2 separate regions of the Homo sapiens genome follow, and region 2 is linked to region 1. Evidence: chromatin loops called from intact Hi-C (ENCODE). Cell type or tissue: mesothelial cell of epicardium. All regions are shown on one strand. Region 1 overlaps ERI3 (ERI1 exoribonuclease family member 3). Region 2 overlaps ERI3 (ERI1 exoribonuclease family member 3).

Evidence for each region. Hi-C counts contacts between places; a loop is a spot of excess contacts. Peaks named below come from ENCODE experiments on the same cell type or tissue, not always from the same donor. Only the 100,000 strongest peaks of a DNase experiment are listed, where the experiment ranks them.
Region 2: a loop joins it to region 1, with 11 times the contacts of the local background. A loop is called at or near these places in 1 of 110 quality-filtered maps.

Annotation. Positions count from the first base shown.
Region 1 is chr1:44,237,345-44,241,344 of GRCh38, reverse strand. All of the region lies in intron 8 of ERI3 (ERI1 exoribonuclease family member 3), which reads left to right. All of the region lies in intron 2 of ERI3-IT1 (ERI3 intronic transcript 1), which reads left to right. Among named protein-coding and RNA genes, the nearest start is that of ERI3-IT1, 4.9 kb to the left of the region's middle. RefSeq lists enhancers at 1-629, 630-1,258, 2,669-3,312. In mesothelial cell of epicardium, CTCF peaks have their summits at 2,815 and 3,019 (motif pointing right); DNase peaks (open chromatin) are centred at 1,376, 1,717 and 3,084.
Region 2 is chr1:44,335,527-44,339,526 of GRCh38, reverse strand. It overlaps ERI3 (ERI1 exoribonuclease family member 3), which reads left to right. Exons shown (of 9, transcript NM_024066.3): 3 at 205-482. Among named protein-coding and RNA genes, the nearest start is that of ERI3, 18 kb to the left of the region's middle. In mesothelial cell of epicardium, no CTCF peak of the experiment used is centred here; no DNase peak of the experiment used is centred here.

The DNA.
Region 1 (4,000 bases):
GATTCCTGTGGGCTGGGGGATTAGGAGCAGCCACAGATGGGAGATAACCGGACTTCATTTCAGTTTATTTTCCTCCTTATCCCCTCTCCCCACCTTCACTCCCTGAAAACACAATATCTGTAGTTTGTGTTTTCATCAATATTTGCAAGTCATTACCACTGGTTTAAGGTGAGAGACAATGTCAGGGCCCAGACCAGGCCAGCCCCTCCCCCAGTTCCTGGTACCCTGAGAATCAATCCCTAGAGTGGCACAGACAGCCTTCACTCCAGTGGCATTCACAGCAGCCCCTCCTTTCAGGCCCACAGTACTCATGGGACAATCCACACTTCATGGGCCAGCCCTGCTGACCTACCCCATCTGACCTAATGCCAACTGACATTCCTTAAGCTGGGCCCTGCCCTTCCACCTGCAGCTACTGTGGGACATCCCTCCCTATGCTTTGGCTCCAGCATAGGTGCTCTGTCCTCAGTATTAGCTGTGCCCCCTGGGGCTGCCCCTACCCTTCTGCAGGGTTCTGGACCCTTCCTCTTAGCTCCTCCCATCCTGGACACTACTGACCAGGCCTAGGCCCCACTGGGCAAAGTGGGGCCTGTGGCCTGCAGAGAGGGGAATTTGTTTGGTCTGGTCTGAATCACACCAGTGTCATTCTACATTTGCTGAGGGCCAGGTATTAGTACAGAGGGCTTTATATCTGTTCTCTCATTGAATTCTCAAACCCCGTGATAAGGGCTGTCATCTCTACTGGATGTGAGGAAACTGAGGGTCCAGAAGGTTGTCATGACCGATTGCTGCTCAGCAAGGAAGTGAGAGAGCAGGAATTTGAACATATCTCTCCTAGTCTAGGGTTGGAGTTCTTCACCACCACGAGTACTGCTTTCCTTCCATTCCACCAGCTGCAGACACGCGACATGTCACCACGCCTGGATCCATTTAAGAGAGCCATCCTTGTACCGTAGGCAGAGAAGTTCATTCAGCTACTAGCCTGTGAACACAGACCCTGACTCAAACCTCCTACTAGGCTAAACCAGCCCAAGCCAGGCTGAACCAGGCCAAAGGGGACTGGAATCAAATAGGCCCTGCTCTCAGGAGCTGTGTGTCTGAGACAGTTGGGCTGTAGCAAGAAGGACACACAGAGGACAGAATGTACCCAGCAGCTGAGCCAGCGCAGAAGTGTGTCCCAGCACACGGCCTCTAGGCCCATGTAGCTCAAGGAGGGGCTGGTGTAGCCCAAGCCAGCCTGCTGTGGTGGCTGAGGGTATAGCTGTCCCAGAGGCCCCTCCAAAACTGGGTCCCTGCTGTACCCTCCCACCAGGCAGGGCTGGGAGCTGGGAGTGCTGGAGACATGTCCAGGGACACGTGTGCAAGGGGAGCTTGTCCTAATGAGGAGAACATGGCTGCTAGTTAGGCAAGGGGCGGGCGGGGAGCCGCAGAGCTGATTGAAGGCAGGGGCAGGGGTCAGACAATTAGGCCCAGATCCTGCCGTTTGATGTGAGTTCTGAGGCCTCAAAGCCTCCCTTCAGCCGGCTCCCTCCACTCCCTCCTCTCCCTCCTCTCCCTCCTCTTTCCTTTCTTCTGCCCAAAGACAGGAAGGATGGAAACGCTTACACTCACTGTTACTATTATTAAACGCTGTGGCAGGCCAGCCAGACCCCAGGATTCCTGCCCACAGGGGGCACCCCAGGCCCCCAGGAGGTTCCTTGGGCCCCAGAGGGAACATCTGGCAAGAGGCCAAGGCCAGGCCAGCTGAGCCCCAGGGCAGGGTAACCCTGCCCCTCTTGCTTCTGAGGCAGGAGAGTGAATGGGGCCTCCCAGCAGGAATTTGGGCTCTGGACTCTGGGCTCTAGGGGCCATATCCCAGGCCTGCATTAACCATCACCTCCTGCAGCCGCTTAGTTCTTTTCTATCCTGGCCTGGGGCTGAGGGTTGAGGGTGTGATTCATTCACACTCATATCCCATCACACAGTGATCTGCAGCAGTCACATCAAGACCTTTTGCCACAAGATGGAGATAATGCAGAGTCTTGCAGCCCCACAGCAGTGTCACACACCCCAAAGCAGACCCCCACACCAGATATCATAGCCACACATACCATCACAGGCCATACCCACAGGGTCTTGCACATAAGCACCTACTGTCCCCTGCCACAGGGCCCTGAGTTCTTAAGCCCCTCTCCCAGAATAGCTAAGAATAGCAGTTAGATCTTATGTCCAGGGCTGGGGGTTACCAGGCCCCTTCCAGTCTCCCACCCTAGGAAATAAGCCTAGAGAGTTGGTAGTGACCAGGGAGTGGGAGGAAGCTGGATTGGGGGGGGGAGGGGGCAGCAGTGGGGAGAGGGAGGGTGGGAGCAGAGATAAATGTTAGCTCATTTCTTCCGTAATTAGTTACTCCCTCATCCCCGCGTTGTAATTGTGAACAAGCTGTAATGTTTAATTAGTCTGTAAATGAAACCCCAATTTCATAATGGCCTGGCTGACAGGGCTAAGTGAGCAGGGGAGGAGGAGGAGGGGACTCTTCCTCCCCTCCTCCTGCAGGGTAGATGCAGGCTGTGGGATCACTTCCTTTTCCTTTCAGCCCCAGTCTGGCCTCTGTGGGGGGAGGCTATGTGATGGGGTTCAGTCCTATACTCTCGCTGTGAATATCCCTTCCATGGGCCCATCTTACCAGAGGAAGGGGAGAGGAGGCTCTCAGGCATCCTTCCTGCCTCCCCGTCACTCTTGGGTTGGGATAGGACAGTCAGCCCAACCCAGATGCTTCTGGTGGGAGAAGCTGACTCCGGTGGCCAGGCCTTGTGATCTCCGCAACGATGATGCTTCTTCCCTAAAGGCCTTTGCTTGGAACCTGGCACCTCAAGATCTGGCCCTATACACCGAAAGGAGCCGGTGATTGGTTTAGGCCCCTCCCCGACCTGTCCCGTCCCACTGCTAGGCGGGATCTAGCCCTGCGCTGACACCCAGGCCGGCCCTTACTCTCCGCAGGGATTATCACTGCAGCCTGCGATAAACCGGAGCTGCCGCAGGGGGGAGCCCCTGGCCCCGCGGCTGCCTCATTGGTCTCTCCCTGTCTCCCCCACAACATCCTCATTGCCTGCACACGCCCCCGCCCCGCCTGCCGCAGCCATAAATCTCAATTTACGAGGGTGGCTCTGGTGGGGGAGGGAGGCAGCACCGCTAATGATGGCTCCTCAGCTGGATTTTTCATGGTGCACAGTCATAAATTTTTAAGAACAGCATGGGCAGCACGTTAGCGAGTTATCGAGGCTGCCTCCGTGCTGGCTGCCTGGCTCCAAGAGAGAAGAGCAGAGGCCGCGTAGGGCCGAGGAGGTATTCTGGGGCAGGGGTGAGGCAGGGCACCCAGAGGAGTCTAAGGCCAGGGTAAGAGGGCCAAGCAGACGGGCTAGGGCTACAGTGAGCCTGTGCACAGGACAAGGTAGTGCTGCCGGCCGCCGGGAGCCAAGGCCAGGCACGTGGGTGGGATCAGGCACGTGGGCATGCAGACCGTGGCCTTCGGGAGCCCCTGATGGATGCCTCTGCTCCAAGACTTGACACCATGATGTACAGGGAGCCTGGAGACGTATGGATTTTCAAAGTGGCCACTTTGAATAGAAATACAAACCCTGAGCATGTGCACAGTGAGGCCTCTGCCCTGGCAGAGCTGCACCTAGTTCATAAACCAGGTGCCTTTTAGGATTGTTCTAGAGAGCTAGGGTGCCTGGGGAAATGCCCACAGAGGGAGCATATCTTGATATGCTGGAGCCTGGAGCTGGGCTGACCTCATTCAGTTTAAGGCTCATGCCTTCAAGGTTGAGTGGTACTAGGTAAGTCATTCACTATGGGATGTTTCTTCCTCTTGAAAATGGGGTTGATGCTGGCCTCTAACTGTCAGGCTCACTGGAAGCAAGAACTGTAAAATCTTTGGCCCATATTTGCTCCTTCATCTATTTAAATTTCTAGAAAAGTTTCTGAGTGAAGTGTCTGGGAAAGAGATCATTGTGGGAGATGA
Region 2 (4,000 bases), 98 kb before region 1:
TTAGGGTCTTGAACTTTAGTAACGAATACTATGATTTAGAAAAGGGGCCCAGAAACACTGGGGAGTGGCCCATGTTGCGTGGATATTCCTGAAGACTAGATGGAACAGGGCCACAGTGGGAGGGAGTAACCCAGGCTCTCTGTTCTTTTTTTTTTTTTCTTTCTTTTCTTTTTTTTTTTTTTTTTTAAACTTTCCTCCCCTAAGTTTTAGATGCTTCTGGATGTTCAATGCTAGCACCTTTACAGACTGGAGCAGCTCGATTTTCTTCGTATTTACTTTCAAGAGCAAGAAAAGTGCTGGGCTCCCACTTATTTTCTCCCTGTGGTGTTCCGGAGTTCTGCTCCATATCCACCAGAAAGCTGGCGGCCCACGGCTTTGGCGCATCCATGGCGGCAATGGTGTCCTTCCCTCCCCAGAGGTATCACTACTTTTTAGTGCTGGACTTTGAGGCCACGTGCGACAAGCCACAGATTCATCCTCAGGTAACTGTTCCATCATTGCTTTAGAAAAGGTGGGGGGGGCAAGGAGGGAGGGAGGATAGTTTTGCTTCCTGGGACACAAAGGAGCTTTCTCATGCCTTCCTGTCTTTTAGCTACTCATTTAGAGTTCCTGTCTAGGAAGCAGGACTTGTTTCAGGTATGCTAGTGTAAGGTAGACCTGAGAAGTCTCTGGAGAGAACTGGGTACATTGTTTCTCTCTAGTCTCAGCTTTTGGGAATCAAAATATTTCCTTCTCCCGTCCTTCCTTTCTCTGTTCTCTTCTTTCCTCCATTCTCCTGCTACTGCCACTTGTTCCTTTAAGGAGTGCTATAGTAGCTGGCCTCCAAGATGACCTCAATGATTCTTAACTCCTGCTATTCACACCCTTGGTAGTTCCCCTCCTGCACTGAATCAAAGATATTCCTGTATAGCTAATAGAATACAGTGGAAGAGATAATGTACGACTTCTGAGGGTAAGTTATAAAAAGTATTGCAGTCCACTTTGCTCTTTTGGACCACTTGCTCTGGGGGAAGCCAGCTGTCATGCTGCCAGGACACTCAAGCAGCCCTGTGGAGAGGCACATGTGTGTAGGAACTGAGGCTCTTAGCCAAAATCCAGTGCCCAACTTGCCAGTCATGAGAATGAGCTATCTTAGAAGTGAATCTACCAGCCCCGGTCAGGCCTTCAGATGACTGCAGCCCCGGTGGACATGTGACTTCAACCTTAGGAGGGACTTTGAGCCAGACCAGCCAGCTAAGCCACTCTCAAATTCCTGACTCACAGGAACTGTGAGGGATAACAAATGATTATTGATGTTTTAAGCCACAGGTTTTGGGATGATTTGTTATGCAGCATTAGATAACCTGAGCAAGTACCATTGTTGGTCTGTTGGAAAGGACAATTTCTTTGCTTGCTTTTTTTCATTAGTCACCAGCTGTGTTCAAAGACCTTTTAGCTTTTAAGTTAATGCTGCTAGGAGGCTTGGATTAGCTGCAGGTGATATTGAAGTATGTGGTGTTTGCTTTGAGGGAATGATTGGGGGCTGATGTAGCAGTTCATTGTAGTGTTGGTGCATTGAATATGTCTGGCTCTAGGACTGTAACTCTTCTCTATAGGGTTAGGTTATAGAGTGTGTGATGCATAGACATGTTGCTCTGGGAACAGCTTTCAATCGTAAGGAGGAGGGAGAGAAGGGGACCTCAGCATCGGGCACTTCGAAGGTAGGGAGGAGTGTGGTCCATTTAAAGATAAACTGGGTTTGTCTGTCATGGTTGGTTTTTTCAGGAAGGGATCTGTCTTCAAAATGGTAAATTATTTTACATAAAGCAGGTATGACAACCTCTAGTGTTCCCTTTCTCCTCTCCTCTTTCCTATACTCCCTTAATGCATTGGTCTGCCTTTGAGGCACTGGAATGAGGCCTACTGAGGGCTGGGAACCCAGGAGCTGGATAAGGAGAATATCCTAAAGGAAGGTCCTTTGGGTGTAAGGGAATGCAGCTTGGGAGCTACTCAAGCCACACTTACGTTCTCTGCCTCTGGCTCCTGCCTATACTGTAGTCTTCTTCCATGCCTCCCCAAACTACTGGATTTTCTCTGGTGTGGTGAGGGCAGCTGGTGCTTATGCTGGGAATTTTGGTTATTAAGATTCTCCCATGTTGGGAATTAGGGATCCAAATCTTAATATGTCATATTATTTCTTCTATTTCAGTCACTGGGTAAGCCCTAGTGGGACATGAGACTAAAATCTAACACATCTCTGTCACATATGATTCATCCCTCTTCTGATCCCTCATAATCGCTTGGCACCTCTGTTATGGCATTTACTGCTTTCTGGCATATGCTTATATATGTGTATTTTCTTACCTTTTCAGTTAGATTATAAACTCAGATAATTATGTAGCTCTGTTTTCTTGTCCTGCAGAGGGTCCTGCCAATATTCCTGAAGGTGAAGCCTGAATCATGTCTCAGTTTGGTCTGTCAATGTCACCTTTCATCTTTCTTTCAAGGGCTTTATTTTTACTTATTTATTTATCACAATGCTGAAGACATCATGCAGTACAGATTTAAACAGCTTGTATCACCAACTTCCTTCCCAGACTTAGGCACCAAGACCTTCCAGACCCAGGCTGAGTTAGGGCTTCACATTGTTTACCAGGGTCTGGGCCTGATTAAAGATTATCTCCAGAATCAATGAACCCTGATGATGTGATTCCAAGGGCACTTAAGGAATTGGCTGCCCTGGTTCATTATTAGCAAAGCATTAGCTGTTGCTTTAGAGAACTCGGGAAGAAGCATTTGCTGTCTTGCTTATCTTTAAAAGGAGAATACGAATGATCTTGGAAATTATAGACCCGTTAGTTTACTGTGATTCCAGAGAAGATACTTGACCTGATCGTCAGATAATCAATCAGCAAACAGCTAGAAGAGCGTGGGGCACTGAGTAATAACTTACATGGGTTTGTGAAGAAGAGCAAATCCTGTCAGATCAATCTTAACTTCTTGCTGTGACATAGTGATGGATTTGAGTGGATCTAGGGCAAGTGATAAATGTAATGCATCTTGACTTCATTAAACCTCTACAATGCTGTGATCAACAGTTGGGAAGGTGAGTTTGGGGCCAGACATCTGTGTTGGACTACCCATCAGACCACCTTCAGGAAAGGGACGGCAGGTTGAAACTTGTTAGTAGCAACTTAAAATCTCCCTTTTTTATGGGAGAGCTTTTTTAAGGTTTGCAGGTAGCAGGATCCTGATGGGATTCAGAGAAAGCCAAGAAGACGGATTGGAGAAGTTGTCAGTCCTAGATAGAATAGCATCCTTCCATTGAGGTCAACATAGGTCCGGTTCTTATTAGAGCCCCTGTGCTGTTTAGGTCTTCTGGTCAACAAGGGAAGTGGAGAAATTGGAAAAGCTCAGGAATTGGACCACAAATCATTAGAGGCACAAAAATAGAACTTAGAAAATAAATTGATTATAGTTTTGGTGACTGATTTCTTGTTCAGACTGAATAAATTCATCATGTGAGGAGTAATTATTCCAAGGAGTACGATAACAACTTGCTCTTGATTTTAATAGGGACAAAAAAGAAAGAAGTTTAAATGGAAGCAGGAAAGGTTGAGATTTGGGATGAGAATGAACTGCCAGAAGAGACAGCAAAAGGACCGGAATAAGGTATACACCTTAGATCAGCCTTCCTTAGTGCTGTCTCAGAACGGCTTGATGGCTGTCCATTTGACAGAGATTCTTTGATTCTTTTTTTTTTTTTTTTTTGAGATGGAGTTTCGCTCTTGTTGCCCAGGCTACAAGTTGCTCTTGTTGCCCAGGCTGGAGTGCAATGGTGTGATCTCGGCTCACCGCAACCTCTGCCTCAAGCAATTTTCCTGCCTCAGCTTCCCGAGTAGCCAGGATTACAGGCATGCGCCACCATGCCCAGCTAATTTTGTATTTTTAGTGGAGGTCGGCTTTCTCCATGTTGGTCAGGCTGGTCTTGAACTCCCCACCTCAGGTGATCCACCCGCCT